Regions from separate parts of the Mus musculus genome. Here all the other regions are linked to region 2. A link is a loop called in an ENCODE intact Hi-C map of the cell type or tissue named here. Cell type or tissue: left cerebral cortex. All regions are shown on one strand.

What was found. Peaks named below come from ENCODE experiments on the same cell type or tissue, not always from the same donor. Only the 100,000 strongest peaks of a DNase experiment are listed, where the experiment ranks them.
Region 1: a loop joins it to region 2, with 2.6 times the contacts of the local background. A loop is called at or near these places in 1 of 42 quality-filtered maps.
Region 3: a loop joins it to region 2, with 2.6 times the contacts of the local background. A loop is called at or near these places in 1 of 42 quality-filtered maps.

Annotation. Positions count from the first base shown.
Region 1 is chr5:138,116,875-138,119,374 of GRCm38, forward strand. It overlaps Zscan21 (zinc finger and SCAN domain containing 21), which reads left to right and starts at 31. Exons shown (of 5, transcript NM_011757.3): 1 at 31-133; 2 at 962-1,046. In left cerebral cortex, CTCF peaks have their summits at 126 and 1,529 (motif pointing left); DNase peaks (open chromatin) are centred at 100 and 847; H3K4me3 peaks cover 1,229 bases; H3K27ac peaks cover 949 bases.
Region 2 is chr5:137,884,798-137,887,297 of GRCm38, forward strand. No RefSeq gene overlaps it. Among named protein-coding and RNA genes, the nearest start is that of Pilrb2, 14 kb to the left of the region's middle. In left cerebral cortex, a CTCF peak has its summit at 1,259 (motif pointing right); a DNase peak (open chromatin) is centred at 1,282.
Region 3 is chr5:138,083,481-138,085,980 of GRCm38, forward strand. Zkscan1 (zinc finger with KRAB and SCAN domains 1) reads left to right here and starts at 1,604. Exons shown (of 6, transcript NM_133906.4): 1 at 1,604-1,751. In left cerebral cortex, no CTCF peak of the experiment used is centred here; DNase peaks (open chromatin) are centred at 1,277, 1,605 and 2,180; H3K4me3 peaks cover 1,256 bases; H3K27ac peaks cover 865 bases.

The sequences.
Region 1 (2,500 bases), 230 kb after region 2:
TCCTAGAGGGGCGGCTGCTCCCCCTCCAGAGGGGCGGGGCTCTGACGCGCTTCCGGTGGTGCTGTCGTTCAGCCGCTGTGAGGATTCCAGACTCCAAAGCGGTTCTGAGTCACGGTGAGCCTGCGAGTCCCAGGTTAGCCTAGCGGTCGGGGAGCGTTGGCCAAAAGATTTCGAGAGGGTGGGACGGGTTTAGCGACTGTGGTTCTGGTTCGGGGAGTTCCTCCATGGTGGTTCTGGGAGATTGAGGAGGAGCGCCCCGCCCAGCCGTCGTCGGCGCCCGCTCTAAGGAAAGGCTTTTCCACCCCCGAGGGCTCCCTGGAACAAAACCCTGATTCTTTTGCTTCCGGAATCGCATTTCTAGTCTCTCCGTTATTGTCTGTTACCTGACGGAAACTGCCCTCTTTCTTCCCCAGCAAGAGCCCTGAGATCTAAACTCAGAACTAATTGTTAAGAATAAGCCCAAGTGTAGAAACCTCTGAAAACCCGAATCTCCTCAGTCTTGAGTCTTGTCCAGTCCAGGCGGGGAATTGGTCCCGGTGGGCTTTGTGCGCACTGGACAAGGATTTGCTCAAGTCTGGAAAGATTTTTAGACGATCGTTTGTAAAACGCGTATAGGATAGAAAGGTGATTGATTTATTTGGTGGCTGACATAGTTGGAAATCTGTTGAAAGGGGACACTTAAAGAATTGTGAACAACAACAACAAAATCAATACAGGAAAATTGTTTTTCAAGTGGTGGAAGGCTTCTGAAGAGAGACTGAGTATTGGTTCAGGGCTATTGAAATGATGCAGAATTTGGCTCACTCTGAGCTACTAGATCTGCCCAGTAGTTATGCTCTTCAGAATTATTGGCCTGCCTGGAAGCTTTTTGAAAATTAGTTTGCTCGGTTTGAGACGGGGTCTTACTGTATGGCCTACACTGGTGTATAATTGGTGATCCTCCTGTCTCTGTTCTCTTCAGTGCTGTAATTACAGGTATGCACCACCACGACTTCAGCTTGGAGTTTCCAAGTGCAGAGTGTCTTAAGGGCATTATCTACTACAAGGTAATAATTGCTGTTCATTTGATGCAATCTGTGATAGTTTGATTTGTTTACACTTCGTCTTGCACAGAATGAATTTGAGGCTGATTAAGGGAGTGTGTGTGTGTGGGGGGGGGACTTATAAACTGTAGAATTCGCATAAAGGAGGGAAAAATTGGGAAGTGACCAAAAGCCTGCTGCTAGACTTCGAGAGTTAGGTTTTTATTTTTTTACTCTGTGTGTGTGTGTGTGTGTGTGAGTCAAAGGATAGTTGGCATAGTTGACTGCTTCCCTTCCATTACATGGACACCAGTCTCAAAACAGGCAGCAGGTCGGTTGCATTTGTTACCCACTGAGCCATCTTGTCAGTTGAGTTAAACCTTTAGATAGGGGCTGGAGAGATGGCTCAGTGGTTAAGAGCACTACTGGCTGCTCTTCCAGAGGTCCTGAGTTCAAATCCCAGCAACCACTTGGTGGCTCATGGCCATTTGTAATGTGATCTTATGCCCTCTTCTGGTGTGTCTGAAAACAGCAACAGTGTACTCTTAGACATAAAATAATACATGAATCTTTAAAAACAAAACAAAACAACCTTTAGATAGCTTTGGTTTTGCTTTTTTGTTATTTTTCAAAACAGGGTTTCTTTGTGTTGCCCTGTCTGTCCTGGAACTCTGTTGACTATGCTGGCTTCTAACTCAGAGATCCTCCTGCCTCTACCTTCCATGTGCTGGGATTAAGGTGTACATACCACACCCTGCTTTAGGTAGCCTTTTTAAAGTTTTTTTTTTTTTTCTATGAAAGTGTTAAATTAGGCCTGTTTTTCTACCCACATACTTTTTGATTTTATGACTATTTAAGGAATTTTCAGAAACCAAGACCTGGAGGGCATCTTCACATGGCAAGCTCAGCATTACCAAATGTGAAACATTGGCTTTCTTTGTGTGCAGGGAGCAAGATGCCAAGATACTTTAGTACCAGATTTTTTCTTTTCTTCTTTTTGGTTTTTTGGTTTTTTTTTTGGTTTTGTTTTGTTTGTTTTTTTTTTTGTTTTTGTTTTTTGTTTTGTTTTGTTTTGTTTGTTTGTTTGTTTGTTTTTTTGAGACAGGGTTTCTCTGTGTAGCCCGGGCTGTCCTGGAACTCACTCTATAGACCAGGCTGGCCTCAAACTCAGAAATCCGCCTGCCTCTGCCTCCCAAGTGCTGGGATTAAAGGCGTGCGCCACCACACCTGGCCAGATTTTTTTCTTAAATCTTGCCAAAACAAAAACAAAGCAAAAGACAACATGTCAGTCATGTGGAAGTTTTTCTTTTTTTCCTACTTCTTAGCCTATCTTCCACCCTGTTCTTCTCCCCACCTCCTTTTTCTTTTTTCATTTTCTTTTGTTTGTTTTAGAGAGAGGGCACTGCTGTGCATCTCACCATGCAGCTCAGGTTCCGGCTTTGACCTGTCTCAGAATGCTGGGATGGCAGCCAGCTGTC
Region 2 (2,500 bases):
AAGCTCTAAAACCATAGAGTGTCTCTGCTCATCAAGGCCCACTATGCTTGGAGGATGGGAACAGGCTTTCTCCTAATGAGCTGTTTCGAATCTCCCATTAGAAGGCCTTCCTGTGCTCCAGTCAAGATCTGCTGCGTGCACTTTCGCAGGTGTTGGGAACCTCTTCCCTCATCCCTCTCTCCTATAACCCCGGGGTTTTAGCAAGGTAGCTCCAGGAATCCCAGGTAGGGCTGCCCCTTGGCCACCCCCTGAAGAATGGGATAGAGGAATGCCCACCCAGGGCTGAGTGGAAAGTGTATGGCAGCTCTCCCATGCCTGACAGACCAGAGGATAGGGAAAACTCTGGTGGGATGTGGGCTCCCCCCTTTCCCAGGGCCCCCTTTTTAGTTCCCAACAGGGAATGTTTCTCGAATGGAAGGGTTCAGAGAGAAATAGGATGCCTTAAGCCTGTTCTCTCTCACCATTGCCATAGGATGACCAATTTGGGCATAAAAAGCAGAGAATCTGAATGCTGTGGATGGTCAGGAACTAGAATCTGAAGAGTCACTGAGTGTGGTCTGAGGGAGGCTCAGGGAAGATGAAGACTGGGTCAAGTCATGGAAGGTGATCAACTGTTAAAGGTGCCTTGTATGGTTCCCCCCCCCTCTCTCTCTTTCTGTGTGTGTGTGTGTGTGTGTGTGTGAGAGAGAGAGAGAGAGAGAGAGAGAGAGAGAGAGAGAGAGAGAGAGAAAGAGAAAGAGAAAGAGAAAGAGAAAGAGAAAGAGAAAGAGAAAGAGAAAGAGAAAGAGAAAGAGAAAGAGAAAGAGAAAGAGTGTGTTTTGTGAGTGTGTGTGCCCTTGTGCATGCTCAGGTGCACGCATATATAAATAAGTGTGCTCATATGGATGGAGTCCAGTTGACAACCTCAGGCATTATGATTAGGGACACCATTCTACTTGACTGTCAACCTGAGGTTTCTTTGCTTGGTTTCTTGGCATTTTGACTTTTTTTTTTTTTTTTTCGTTTTGATTTTCTGTGGTTTTGTTTGTTTTTTTGGTTTTATTTTTCTTGTTTTTTGCTTGTTTGTTTGTTCGGTTTGGTTACGTCTAGGATGAGACAATTTTTAGTATGTAGTGCTTGCTGCCCTGAAACTAGATAAATAGACCAGGTTAACTTCAAACTCAGAGAGATATATTTGTTTCTTCTCACAGAAGGGTTCAAATAGGAATTCAATTAAGTCCAAAACATGAAACCAGAAGAGAGCACGTGAATTTGGATTAAGAAGCCAGCAGGTGGCAGCAGTGGAGCAGGACACAAGGGACAGCTGGAATCCTGTAGAGCTCACCAGGGTCTGTTGTGTAAAAATGCTGAGGTTAAGAAAATGACATATGACAGTCTTGTCACGTTCAGTCCCTTCTTGGGTGAATTAGCAATTGAGTCACTGTTTAACTAGAGGCCCTTGAGAGTAAAGGAAAGGCAGATGAAATCTGGAGGTGAGGGCTCATGACCAGGAGGACATCCTCTCAGACCTAACTGCACCTAAGAATTTGCTTCATGTGGTAGAGCTTTCCTGGCAGGCATAGAACCAAATATTTTATATCCAACAGGAGATAAAGGGGCATGATGATGCTCACCTGTAATCCCTGCTCATGGGAAATTCAGTCAGGAGGATCTGTAGTCATTCATGGTCATTTTTGGCTATATAAAACGTTCAAGGACCACCTTGGGCTACTTGAGATGAAACTTAAATACACACACACACCAACTCTTTTTGAAAGAGACCATAGCACTAGACCTTCCATGTAGGGCCAATGAATCCCAAAGGCTCTGTGCCTTAGTGTCTTTAAGGGTACTATGGATATGTCCTCAGACCATGAGAGATTGTGTCTGGCTCAGGTCAAGGGATCTGAGGACCATGAGGACTGTGAGGAAGGCAGAGAAACAGAGATGGGAGAGGGCAGGCTGATAGCCAGCTACAGTGAAGCATGAACTAGGCAATCAATGCCAGGAAAGCTAAGGAAATGGGAAGATGCCTCTGCACAAGTCACTCAGGGAGAATGGAGCCACTTCCTCTGATACAATCATGAATCCTGCCTCTCAGGGAGCTTATGGCACCATGTCCTGGGCAAGGGTGGGATGAACCTCCTTAGAACTGTACTGAGGACACTACAGCCTCTCCCCCACCACCACTCATGTCTCCACCCAAGTTCAAAGCCAGCTGTGTCCAGTGTCAGCCTTGTCCCAGTCCTCATATCTTGAATGACACATGGATGCTCTGAGACATCTTCTCTCGCTTAGTCCAAAGAATCTGGTGTGACCATAACTAGAGGGAGTCACTCAAGGGCTTTGTGGAAAGAGCCTCCTCAGAGTCTGTGCTGAGCAGGTCGACTGAAGTCTCTATGTGGAATGGAAGACTCCAAGAACTCAATATGACTAAATCCAGTCAATGAGTCATGTGGCTGTCATGTGACATGTACCAGGACTTCTCTGATCCTTGTTTTCCTCTTTAGCGTGTGTTAGT
Region 3 (2,500 bases), 200 kb after region 2:
TCACAGCAGACAAAGGTCATGTTGCAGATACCATTTATGTTTGCTAAGATAAACATCTTTTACCAGCCAAAATGTGTTGTTATTTGCAAATGCTTGTATATTTTATTGCTACCTGCCAAGTGTTTGTGTATTATTATCTACCTAGCTAGCTATTTGTTCCTGTAAACGTGCCTAACTAAATTCCCTTTAATGATTAAGGGGATCAGAGTCCACTCTAAGATTGTCACAAAGACATGGATGACAACCCCACTACCTGACCTACAAAAAGCTGTAAGAAACTGCCAAGGGGACTGAACCCTTCAAAGCACAAGCGTGCTTTGTAGTCCATGCATGAATAAAGGTTTCTCCTACTTCTCCAAGTGAATGGCTGGCTCCTTGTTTCCTTTAACAATACTGCAAATAGGGGAAGGTGGAATTGGAGGATGACTTGCCTAAGGCGGTTTTGGGTGTTTGGTTTTGGACCCCAGAAGAGGGGACTGAGATGAATATTTTACATATCAAAACAGACCTGGTCTTCAGGTTCTCCCAGCATCCCTCAGATCCTACCTGGTATACCCTGCCCCCAGCCTTGAACTTTCCATCCCAGGGCTTGGGCTGCCCTTCCCCAGAGACTCTTCCCTTTATAATCCAAACATTTTGCTCTCCTCCTTCTCCTTCTCTTCTTTCTCTGCATGTAAGCCCTTTCTCTTTCTGCCTCCCCTCCCATTGCAACTCTCCTGCCTCAATCCTTGGGGCCAGTGAACTCTACCAAGAGCAGCTTCCCAATAAACCTGCCTTTATTATAATATAATCTAGCCTGAATGGGCTCGTTTCACTGGCGGAGAAATAACCTATCACTGGGAGAAGGGGGGCTGATATTGGGATGTAAAGTGAATTAATTAATAATCAATTAATAAAAAAGGAACAATACTTCAATTGCTTTTTAATTTTGGAGTATTGTTTTATAAAGTTATCTCCCCCATGCTGTATGGTCTCTTCCTTGTGGACTTGCCTTTGATATAGAGCCTTCTATAAGGTGGAGCCTCATTTCTGTATTGCCCACAAGGCAAAGAGATAAAGGCAGTAATTGTTGAGCGTCTGTAATTCCTCTGAAAGATCCTTTTAAAGTGCTATAATAGCATATTCTACAGAACCAGTGTAAGTAGCTTGTTTACTGAAAGATAGTCTTTTATCCTCGGGCCACATATCTGGAAACACCATGCACTCAACTGGCAAACCTCACCAGGGCTGATCTGTGAAACCAGACACCCCTGGCTTGGCTTTGATCTAACTCCATCTACACCCTTGCTTCAGCTTCTCTGCCACAGGCATACAATTACTATTATTGATAACTGCCCAAGATGGAAAAGATGGGGAAGAAAGTAACAAATATAGAGCTGAAAAATACTACATCAGGAAAAAAAAAAAACCTGAACACCCTAAACAGGATCACTTTATCTCTATCTGTCACCTCTGGAATTGAAGACAGGCAATCAGGGCTGGGGGGGGGGGGGTGTTGGGTAGGGAGACTCGGAACAAGAAATTCAGAAACCGAGATGCAAAGTCCTCCCGTGTTCCTAGAGGAGACCCGGAAGCTCAACTCGATCCCGGAAGATGAGGTGCTGACCTACTTCCGGTCTTTGTGACTCATTGTGCCTGTGGCGAGGTATTGGGAGGGCCTATGTCGGTGTGCAGTGCCCTTCGGTCGGGTTGAACCCAGAGCAAGCTGTGCTTGGTCGCCCGGCGTCCCCAGGCCGCTCCGGAGACTCACGGTGAGTCTCATGGCGGACTCTCGGAGGACGGGCGGGCTGCGAGGGTGGACCGTGTGACCACCCGGGGGGACTTGGAAAGGAGCCCTGCGGGGTCCCGGCGGTGCTCGAATCTCTGGGGTCAGTGGGGAGCTCTTTCATGTCATCATCCTTGTATAACATTTCTGAGGACAAGATCACAAATGGACGTGATCCCCGTGTCTGGATTCTTCTCCCCCTCCCCCCCTCCTGTCGCCATTTGCTGTGGTTGCAGGGGAAAGTGTTTTGTGTGGTTTTCGTTTTATTGCTGTCGTTTACTTCTCCGGGCGTCTTGGGTCCTTGAGAATCTTGAGATAAACGACGCGGAAGACCTTGAGCTCTGTACAGGTTTGAGGTTCCGAAAACATTTCCGGATCACTTGCTTTTCTGTCTTTCCATCTCCCAACGCTGAGCGAAAGCGCTGGCGGCTTGACGGTGGTTAAAAGATCTAGTAGAAATTAACAGCCGGCTGTCAGCTTTATGCAATGCTTCAAGACCTCTTGCTGGTTTAAGCCTGTTTAACTGTGCTATCTGGGAGATTAGTGGAGTGTTAGTTCACCTTGCTTGATTGCAATGAGTGAGACGTGAAGGGTATCTGGGAGAAACCACACTGGGCCAGTAGGAGATTGATCAGCTTAATGACCTTAGATGAGATTAGACATTTGCCAACTGTCAGTTTTATTATCCATAAAATTAACTACCTTTGCTCAAAAAGGTTCTTCAAACTTGAAATG